2 separate regions of the Homo sapiens genome follow, and region 2 is linked to region 1. Evidence: read pairs that join two places in POLR2A ChIA-PET (ENCODE). Cell type or tissue: PC-9. All regions are shown on one strand. Links, peaks and the distances in the headings refer to the core of each region. The heading gives the core; the rest is flanking DNA. Region 1 overlaps STK24 (serine/threonine kinase 24). Region 2 has its middle 60 kb from the start of STK24-AS1.

Region 1 (5,385 bases), core at 245-5,244:
CTGCCAGAGTCTATTAAACCTAAAAAGAGAAAGTAGGCAGGAAGGGGAGGGGAAGAAGCACAGAGGGTGGCTTGGTTATATTTTCTAATCTTTTGTTTCCTAACACATGCCACCTGGAAAGTGAAAACATTTACTTTAAAGACATATTTAGCCATTTGTTTCCAGCTAACCTTTGCCATTATTAAAAACAGTGTAACAGTTTATGGCCTGATCTTCTATAAATATTAAACATTTATGATTCCACATTTAATATTAAGGAGAATATTCTTCAGATTCAATGAAGTATGAGATGGCAGAAATCTAAAAGAAAATAAGGAGATTTTTAATACTTAAAAATTAAAATGTATTTGCAAACCAAAGAAGTCAATCATACTTACTTAGAAAAAGAAAAATGAATAATACCAGGAAGACAGCTGAAAAGAGTGATTAAAGCAATCCCAACAGGATGTATCTCAACCAAGTCAAGCCGCACATGAAGAGGTACGCTGTGATCCCTGGGAAACTTACAAAGCTCGGCTCCTTATTCAAACAGGCCTCCACAAACTCCTTGAGGGGTTTACTGTAGTTTCCTTCCAACGTCGGTGGGTTGTTCTTTGGAATGAGGAATAAAACTTTCATGGGGTGCAGCTCGGAATGAGGTGGTTCCCCTCTTGCAAGTTCAATAGCTGTTATGCCCAGGGACCAGATGTCTGCCTGCAACAAGAAAAGCATCTTTACAAACACCAAGCAGGAATCTATTCCAATACACAGTATTTAGGGGGAAAATGGTAACATGTCTCAATACTTCTGAGGTTTTGAAAAAGGTATTTTTAACTGATATTTAAAAACATAAGCCCTCGCTGTAATTTCAAAAGAGACAACAGGAGAAACTGTAATATGCCAAATGTTTTCTGCCTCTACATGGAGATGGCTTATCAATTCACTCCTACTACGCCTCCTGCTGGATGCATTCGGCATTCCCCGTGGAGTCCCGGGGGCCAGCAGGACCAGTAAGAGAGGTGAGCAGAGAGGAGGAGTCCGGAGTGGGTGTACGCTCGCGAGTCACCCCCTCCAGCAGTGCTTAGAACTTAGGGCACAGCTCTGAGGTCGAGAGTGGGCACCTTGGTCTCAAGATACCTGGGTTGAAATGCCAGTTCTACAGTCAAAGTCCTGTGACGTTAGATGAAAGAGCTAACCTCTGAGCCCTGTTTCTCTCATCTGTAGAATGGAGGTGGAAGAGGAGGAGGTGGCCATGTAAGGTGCCTTACCAGGGGCCCAGAACTTAAAAAAGTTTATTATGAAAATGTTCAAACATACAAAGAACTGAGAAATATTAATATAATGCATCCTCATCTACCTATTGCATGAATTTACTAATTAACATTTTGCCATACGAGCTTTGTCCATGTGTTCCCCGAGTATATTTTAAAATCAATCAGTCATCATGACATTTTCCCCCGAGTATTTCCGTGTGCCAATATACAGACTTTTTACTACCTATCAGTGCCTGAAATTAACACGAATTCCTTAATGTCATGTATAATTAAATGTTCTCAGCTGTTCAAAAACTGTCATTCCATGGTTGGTTTATCTGAATCAGGATCCAAAGTCCACGGGGTACAACTGACTGCCAGGTCGCTAAGGCTCTTTCAACCTACAACAGTCCTGTCCCCAGTCTCCCCAGGGACATCAACTTAAAGAAACAGGTCCCAAATTCGGGATTTGTCTGGTGGTTTCTTGCTGATGTCATTTACTGTGTCTCTCTAGTGTCTGCATTTTCTGCCGAATGTCCCAGAGGAGACATCTGCAGAAGCCGTGTGGCCCCACTAGGACATCTCAGGTCCAGCTGCCCCACCTCCTTCTGCCCAGCACAGGCCTGTGGCACAACCAAGCAGTTAGGCAAAGGAATGAATTCCTTGAATGTGTCATGTCAATGAGAAGAGCCAGGCCATCCTAAGAGGAACTTGACAGCTGATGAGACATTGACAGCATGTGACACCAATCCCCAAACAGGACAGAGGCCGACAATGAGGCAGGACATAGTCCTATATGGGCTGGCGAAAGACGAATGGGGACTGGGGTAGAGAACACGCCTGAGTCTGGTACAGCTTTCCTGCTGTTCTCACTGTGCACTGGAATCCATCATTATTCCAAGAACTTCAGTGAGAATCGAATACATCTCTCACACTCACTCTACAGCAAGGAAATGCATAGGCGGAAGCATCGTTGTGGCTGCAGGGTGCTTTAACTATCCAGAGGATACACTTACCATGTTCCTGCAGCCTTAGTGAGTACCAGAAATCCCTACTGGAAGCCCCCAAGCCCAGCAGTCCATGGGAATGATGCCTACGGCATATTCTATTTCCTTATTCTCAGTGAAGATGAAAAGCTGCCAGCAAGTCTTGTTCTAAATTCTTTCTACTAAATCTTGTACTGAAGGGGTCAGTCTAGAAGAGCTGACGTTGGAAGTAATACTATTTTCCTTCCCTCTACAACTTGGACTCTGCTTTATCTTGCATTGCATTATCTTAAAAATCAGCAGAAATGCAACTGATCCCAGTCTCTTGCCCCTAGGAGCAGGGAAGCAGGTGCATGGGAGCACAGGGTGGGCAAGCACCCAGAACTGTGGCAGCGACAGGAGGACAGGAGTGAGCAGGCACAAGGAGGGAGGACCGAGGAGGGGAGAGGCAAGAACAGAGGTGGCAATTGTGACTCTTGTGTGGCAGCGGTTCTCCACACCAACAGGTGGCTCTCAAGTTTGTGTGATTCCACATCTGTCTGCTTCCCCCAGGCCTCTCAGATTTCATTACAGCTACTGCTGTTTTCAAAGCATGCTGTCTCCTGGCCACACAGACCCAGAGCCTTCTCATTTGTAAGGGTACATAATAGTTATATGAATTTTTTCTGGTACAAGTATACAGTGTGTAACAATCAAATCCGGGTAGCTGGGATCCCCCTCACCTCAAACACGGCTCATTCCTTTGTGCTGGGATATTCCAAATCTTCTCTTCTGGCTATTTGAAACACAACAAATTATTAACTACGGTCACCCTATTGTGCTACTGAACATGATCTCTGACGGATGCACCTCCAGACCTCCAAGCACCTCTCAACCAGCTAAACACACTCGGTGACTGGCAGGCAGGCCCTGGCAGAAGCCGATCTCTGCTGAGAGTACGTCGGTGATGCGCTTGCCTTGATTTTACTCAGAGGCCCGAGGACTTGCTTTCAGGTTCAGGGACAGATAATAAGCAGGCGGCCGAACGCCTGCTTGCGAACGCCTGCTTCTGCACGCAGTGTGCACCACGGGAAGTTCACTGAGAAAACCCCTGCTGGCCCCATCTGAACGCAACCCACGTATCAGTCTCCTGGCTTCCAAGGAGGGCAGCCAGTACAGCACCATCAAGAACAAACATGGGGGCCAGGCGCGGTGGCTCACGCCTGTAATCCCACCACTTTGGGAGGCCGACGCAGGCAGATCACTTGAAGCCAGGAGTTCGAGACCAGCCCGGCCAACATGGCGAAACCCCATCTCTACTAAAAATACAAAAATCAGCCGGGCATGGTGGGCTGCACCTGTAGTTCCAGCTACTTGGGAGGCTGAGGCAGGAGAATCATTTGAACCTGGGAGGAAGAAGTTGCAGTGAGCGAGATCATAAGTCTGGGTGACAGAGCAAGACCCTGCATCCCCCCCCCCAAAAAAAAAAGGCGGCGGGGGGAGGACATCCTACTAGGTAGCCATGCCAGGGACACGAGGGTCACCCAGCTCCTTAGGATCCCCTCTTTGGACCCTCCTAAATCCAGCTGCAACCCAGGGTGTATGGTTCCTGGGCTCTCAGCACCCTGCGTCCCCTCTACCCCTCCTAACTTTGGATTAGTCTAAAGGGATCTCTTCTCCCCAGGACTTCTGTAGGGGGCTCCCAAGTGGTCTTCCTGCCTGCTGGCTCTCCCACCAGACATCTAACTATGAGTAATTTGGAATCCTGGACTGGCATGTGAATCAATGGCAAGCAATTTGGCATACAAATCGAAAGCCACAAAAATATCCAAACTTGTTAAAACCAATTACTTCGATTCCTAGGCATCTCTACTACATTTTAAATTTGGAAAATGGTATGGGCTGCCCAAAATATTCAACAGCAGCATTACTTATGTTCAACCTCAGAAGAATGATTAAGTTGCTATGGCACATTAACTTAATGAAGTAGGATGTACTCAACAATGTGTTGATAGGGAAACTCATAAATATAATTGAGTTTGTCTATTACTGCTTCTAGGAAAAATGACAGCAGATCAAGAACTTGTGTCTGAGGTTTTTTTGTGTCTTTTGGCAGGGAGGGGACTCACTCTGTCACCCAGGTTCAAGCCATCCTCCCACCTCAGCCTCCTGGATAGCTGGGACTATAGGGCATATCACCATGCCCAGCTAATTTTTAAATTCTTTGTAGAGGTGGGAGTCGGGGGGGCAAGGGGGGGTCTTGCTTTGTTGCCCAGGTTGGTCTTGAACTCCTGGCCTCAAGCTGTCCTCCCGCCAGGGACTCCCAAAGTGCTGGGATTATAGGCGTGAGCCACTGTGCCTGGCCTATGTCTGAGTTTTAAAGTAAACTTTATGTGGGGAGCAGGCAGTCATCTTCCAAAGCAATTAAAATGAGGTGGAAGGAGAGACCCATTTGGGAAAGATATGAAATTAGACATTAAGACACTGCTCACAGAGAAAACAAACAGTGGTTTCTAATATAAGCTCCAGTCAAAAGCTGCAAATGCACACATTAACTGCGAACGAATCTTCTCCTGGGGCATGCTCCTGAGTGACCACCCTGAGTTCTCTGTTACTGATGGTTCTGGACTCTCCTCAACATTGGGAGATGTGGGGATCTATGCAACAGCATCCTACATCTTCACAATATCATGTCAAATAAAGTACGCTAGCTACACATCTGAAGATACAATTTAAGTGATTTTAATTATATAGAGAAAATAATTCTAGAAGAAACCAACTCTATAATCAAGAAGAAAACCAGGGATAACCCTAAATCACAGCTGTAATCAATCAAAACAAAATCTCATTTGATATAAGCTTATTACTTAAGCAGATGCGATCATTAGGAACACACTTGTAACTGGCATCTAGAGGCGTATGTGATGTTTATGACCATTAAGAGCAACACAAGGTTGACCAAAGTGGCCCAACATTACTCATGCAAAAATAAAGCCTGCTGTCTCCTGGTTCACATTCTTCCCTGGCCCTCAGGGCTCATCCTCCCAGCCAGGCCTGTGGACAATTCCTGAGCCGTAGGCAGGAGCAGGGAGTCCATGGGCTCAGTGACCAGTGACAGGAAGGGCTGGTACGCAGTGCAGTAGACAGGCTGGCTGCCTGGGTTCTGGCAGCCCATCGGCTCATCCCAC
Region 2 (5,385 bases), core at 125-5,124, 170 kb after region 1:
TTGAACACACGTATAGACTGTGTAACCACCACTGCAATCAGCAGACAGAACTGTTCCATCTTCCCCAAAAAATTCTCGGTATTATCTTTCCCTCCACCCTTCCAGAGACCACCGATATGTTCTCATTCACTCTAGTTTTCTCCAGAATATCTTATAAATGGAATTATAAATATGGAGCCTTTGAGACTGGCTTGGCCCACTTAGCAAGCATAATGTCTTGAGATTGGCCTGATGTGTTGCCGCATTGATTACGTGTTCCTTTTGATTACTGGGTAGTACACCATTATATGGATGTACCACAGCTGTTTGTCCATTTACCTGTTGAAGGACAGTTCGATAGTTTCCAGTTCTTGGCAATTATGGATAGAGATATATAAGCATCTGTGTTGGCTGGGCACAGTGGCTCATGCCTGTAATCCCGGCACTTTGGGAGGCCGAGGCAGGCGGATCCCTTGAGGTCAGGAGTTCGAGACCAGCCTGGCCAACGTAGTGAAACCCCATCTCTAATAAAAACACACACAAAAAATTAGCCTGGCGTGGTGTGCACCTGTAATCCCAGCTACTCAGAGGCTGAGGAAGGAGAATCACTTGAACCCAGGAGGTGAAGTTTGCAGTGAGCCGAGATTGTGCCACCGCGCTCCAGCCTGGGCAGCAGAACAAGACTCTGTCTCAAAAAAAAAAAAAAAAAAAAAAAGCATCTGCGTACAGGTTTTTGAATAAACATGAGGTGAATACCTGGGAGCGGAATTTCTGTGTTGTATGTTTGACTCTATAAGAAGTGACAAGTTGTTCTCCAGAGTGGCTGTCTCATTTTGCATTCCCACCATGAAAGTATGAGCATTCCAGTTGCTTCTCATCTTCACCAGCAACTGGTGACAGTATTTTTATTTCAGCCATTTTAATAGATGTGTAACAGTGTCTCATTGTGGCTTCAATTTGCATTTCTCTAAAAATGGCTGTGATATTGAACATATTTTCATGTGATTATTTCCTTATGTTCTCTTTGGTGAAATATCTGCTCAAGTCTCGCCCATTTTTAAATTGGGCTACTTGTGTTTTTTTGCTGTTCAGTTTAGAGTTCTTTGTATATTCTAAACACAAGTCCTTTGTGGGATACATGATTTGAAAACATTTTGTTCCAGTGTGTAGTTTATCTTTCCATTCTCTTGGGTCTTTGTAGATAAAAATTTGTATCCACATGATACAAAATCATATAATTTTGATGATGTCTAATCATTTTTTTCTTTTATTGATTATGCATTTGGCATTCTGCCTGAGAACTCTTTGCTTAACTCAAGTTCATGAATACTTTCTTTTATGATTTCATCTGAAAGATAGCCTTTCATTTTACATTGAGATCTAAGATATATTTTGAGTTAATTTTTGCATAAGCTGTGAGATTTGGGGCTCATTTTTGTATGTGTGCATATGTTCAGTTGCTCAAACACCATTTATTAAAAAAGATAATGCTTTCTCCACTGAATTGCCTTTGCATTTTACTCAAAATTGGTCATATTTGTCTGGTCCAATATTTAGGCTCTCTTTCCTGTTGCACTGATCAATATGCCTAGCCCTTGCCGTACCACACTGTCTTGCTTACTTTAGCTTTATAAAAATTTAAAAATTTAGTAGTATGATCCCTCTGAATATATTTATTTCTTTCAAAATAGTTTTGACTACTCTAGTTCCTTTGCCTTATCAAATAAACTTTAGAATCAGCTCATCTATATCTACAAAAATCCCTACTGGGATTTTTTTTTTTTTTTAGATTGCCTTATATCCGTGCATTCATTTTGGGAGAATTGCCATATTTAATATGTTGAGTTTACTAATCTATGTTTTTGAGACAGGAGCTCACTCTGTTGCCCAGGCTGGAATGCAGTGGCACAATCACGGCTCTGCAGCTGCAACCTCCCAGGCTCAGGTGGTCCCCCTGAATAGCTTGAATCTCTTAATCTATGAACACAGTATATCTCTTATTAATTTTTGTCTCTTCAGTGTTCAAGTTTTATAGCTTTCAGTATTCAGATTCTATACATATTTTGTTAGATTCATACCTAATCATTTATTTTTGAGTGAGCGATTGTAAATAATGTGTGTGTATATATGTTTAAATTCTTCAATACACTTTGTACTATTAGTACATAGAAATACAATTGATTTTCATGTTGACCTCGTATTCTGCAACCTACTAAGCACATTTATCATATCTCGGAGGCTTTTTGTTGATTCTTTAGGATTTTCTATGTAGTCAATCATTTTGTCTGTGCAAGAAAACCATTTGGATCCCTTCCTAATGTGTATGTGCTTATTTCTAGATCTTGCCTTATTGTACTGGCTAGGACTTCCAGCATGATGGCAAAGAAGATGCCAAAACTTTTGTAGTTTTTGTTTTTACTTTTAAAGGTTGCATTTATCAACCTTTTCTCTTTTTTTTTTTTTTTTTTTTTGTTGTTGTTGAAATGGAGTCTCACTCTGTCACCCAGGCTGGAATGCAGTGGTGTGATCTCAGCTCACTGCAACCTCTGCCTCCTGGGTTCAAGCAATTCTCCTGCCTCAGCCTCTCGAGTAGCCAGGATTACAGGTGCGTGCCATCATGACTGGCTAATTTTTGTATTTTTAGTAGAGATGAGGTTTCACCATGTTGTTCAGGCTGGTCTCAAACTCTTGACCTCAAGTGATCCAGCCGCCTCGGCCTCCCAAAGTGCTGGGATTACAGGTGTGAGACACCACGCCTGGCCAATCTTTTCAACTTTTATTTTAGCTTTGGGGGTACACGTGCAGGTTTGTTACCTAGGTAAACTTGTGTTATGGGGTTTGATGTAGATTGTTTCATCACCCAGGCCCTAAGTCTAGTATCCAATAGTTATTTTTTCTGATCGTCTCCCTCCTCTCACCCTCCACCCTCAAGGAGGACCCAGTGTGTGTTGTTCCCTTCTTTTTTCTATGTGTTCTCACCATTTAGCTCTCACTTACAAGTGAGAACATGCGGTGTTCCTGTTAAAGATAATCTATCAATCATTTCTTAATGAATGATAATGTATCATTAAGAAATGATTGATGCATTATCCTTACATTTTTTATTTTGAGTAATGATAAAAATTGCTTTCCCACTGAAAGTTATTTTATAACTTTCCTTCCTATGTTTTTTGGAAAAATGATGGGCCGGGCACGGTGGCTCATGCTTGTAATCCCAGCTGAGGCATTTGGGAGGCTGAGGCAGGCAGATCATGAGGTCAGGAGATCGAGACCATCCTGGCCAACATGGTGAAACACCATCTCTAATAAAAATACAAAAATAAGCTGGGTGTGGTGCCGCATGCCTGTAGTCCCAGCTACTTGGGAGGCTGAGGGAGGAGAATCATTTGAACCCAGGAGGCAGAAGTTGCAGTGAACCGAGATTGCACCACTGTACTCCAGCCTGGAGACAGAGCAAGACTCCATCCCAAAAAAGAAAAAAAAAAAAAGATATTAGGGCAGCTACATTTGTGAGGCCTGGATGAGTGAGAAGGAGAGACTTAGCCATGTATTATGGTAGTTTATGTATTTCTTTTCATAGTGTCTGAGAAATGCTATATGAGAACTTGAGTTATTTTGAAATTAATTTTTTAATTATTGAACTCCATTCTTTAATCGCACTCCACTCACACTGGATGATGTGAGTGAGGGCTCTACGGGGGTCATATTACCTCAAGGATACAAAAGGTATCCACACTCATTTTTTTTTCTTGAGATGGAGTCTTGCTCTGTCTCCCAGGCTGGAGTGCAGTGGTACGATCTCAGTTCACTGCAATCTCCATTTCCCAGGTTCAAGGGATTCTCCTGCCTCATCCTCCCAAGTAGCTGGGATTACAGGCACCCGCCACTACACCCAGCTAATTTTTGTATTTTTAGTAGAGACGGGGTTTCGCCATGTTGGCCAAGCTAATCTTGCACTCTGGACCTCGAGTGATCCACCCGCCTTGGCGTCCCAAAGTGCTGGGATTACAGGCGTGAGCCACTGCACCTGGCCCACATTCAGTTTTAAAAAGAGTGTGTTTACTAATGTGAAGTGAGGCTTAAAGTTCAAGTGTCCTGCAAATTTTAAGTACGATTTCAAGAACAACTAATAAACATATAAAAACATGCTCAATCTTATGAGACATCATAAAAATCAAATTAAAGTTCCAGTGTGACACTATTGCATACTCAACACAATGGCTAAATGGAAAAGGACAAATACTGAGTATTAGTTAGGATATGAAAAAAACAGAATGTTTACGCCCTGCTGTTGTGAATATAAATTGGTACAATCAATGTGAAAAATTAGTGATATCTACCTAATGCTACCGTACATATCCCATGACCTGCCAATTACATACTTAAGTAGATGTTCAAGATAAATGCACAGCTATGTTTGACAAAAGATATACACAAGAATATTCATAGCAGCACTATGAGACTAGTCCGAATTGGAAGCTACTTAACTCTCCATCAACAGTGGAATGGGCCAGGTGTGGTGGCCCATGCTCGTAATCCCAGCACTTTGGGAGGCTGAGGCTGGAGGGTTGCTTGAGCCCAGAAGTTTGATACCAGCCTGGGCAACATAGGGAGCCCTGGTCTCTACAAAAACATTTAAAGAATTGGCCAGGCATGGCGACGTGTTCCTGTGGTCCCAGCTGCTCAGGAGGCTAAGGCAAGAGGACTGCATAAGCCCAGTGTGAGGTTACAGTGAGCTGTGGTCACACCACTGCACTCAAGCCAGGGCAACAGAGCAAGACCCTATCTCAAAAAAACACCAAACACACACACACACACACACACACACACACACACACACACACACACACACACCAGTAGAATACACAAAAAAATTATGGTATAGTCACATTGCTGTATACAAAACTATATCCACTAAGAATAAAGGCCAGGTGCACCTTGAATCCCAGCACTTTGGGAGGCCAAGGGGGAAGGATGGCTTGAGGCCAGGTGTTTGAACTAGCTTGCTTAACACAGTGAGACCCCGACTCTGGATAAGTTAAAAAAAAAATTAGGCCAGGCGCAATGGCTCATGCCTGTAATCCCAGCACTTTGGGAGACCAAGGCGGGCAAATCACCTGAAGTTGAGAGTTCGAGAGCAGCCTAGCCAACATGGTTAAACTCCGTTTCTACTAAAAAAAAAAATGTTAGCTAGATGCAGTGGTGGGCGCCTGTAATCCCAGCTACTAGAGAGGCTGAGGCATGAATCCGGGAGACAGAGGTTTCAGTGAGCCGAGATCATGCCACTGCACTCCAGCCTGGGCAACAGAGCAAGACTCCATCTCAAAAAAAAAAAAAAAATTAGGTGAGTGCAATGGCACATGCCTGTAGCCCCAGCTACTTGGGAGGCTGAGGAAGGAGGATTGC

What was found. ChIA-PET counts read pairs that join two places held together with the same protein. Peaks named below come from ENCODE experiments on the same cell type or tissue, not always from the same donor. Only the 100,000 strongest peaks of a DNase experiment are listed, where the experiment ranks them.
Region 2: POLR2A ChIA-PET joins it to region 1 with 5 read pairs; 3 of 35 experiments call an interaction of 5 or more read pairs at or near these places.

The regions. Positions count from the first base shown.
Region 1 is chr13:98,465,869-98,471,253 of GRCh38, forward strand. STK24 (serine/threonine kinase 24) reads right to left here. Exons shown (of 11, transcript NM_001032296.4): 6 at 508-693. Among named protein-coding and RNA genes, the nearest start is that of FARP1-AS1, 33 kb to the left of the region's middle. In PC-9, for the core only: a CTCF peak has its summit at 923; a DNase peak (open chromatin) is centred at 1,003; H3K27ac peaks cover 2,097 bases.
Region 2 is chr13:98,634,575-98,639,959 of GRCh38, forward strand. No RefSeq gene overlaps it. Among named protein-coding and RNA genes, the nearest start is that of STK24-AS1, 60 kb to the left of the region's middle. In PC-9, for the core only: no CTCF peak of the experiment used is centred there; no DNase peak of the experiment used is centred there.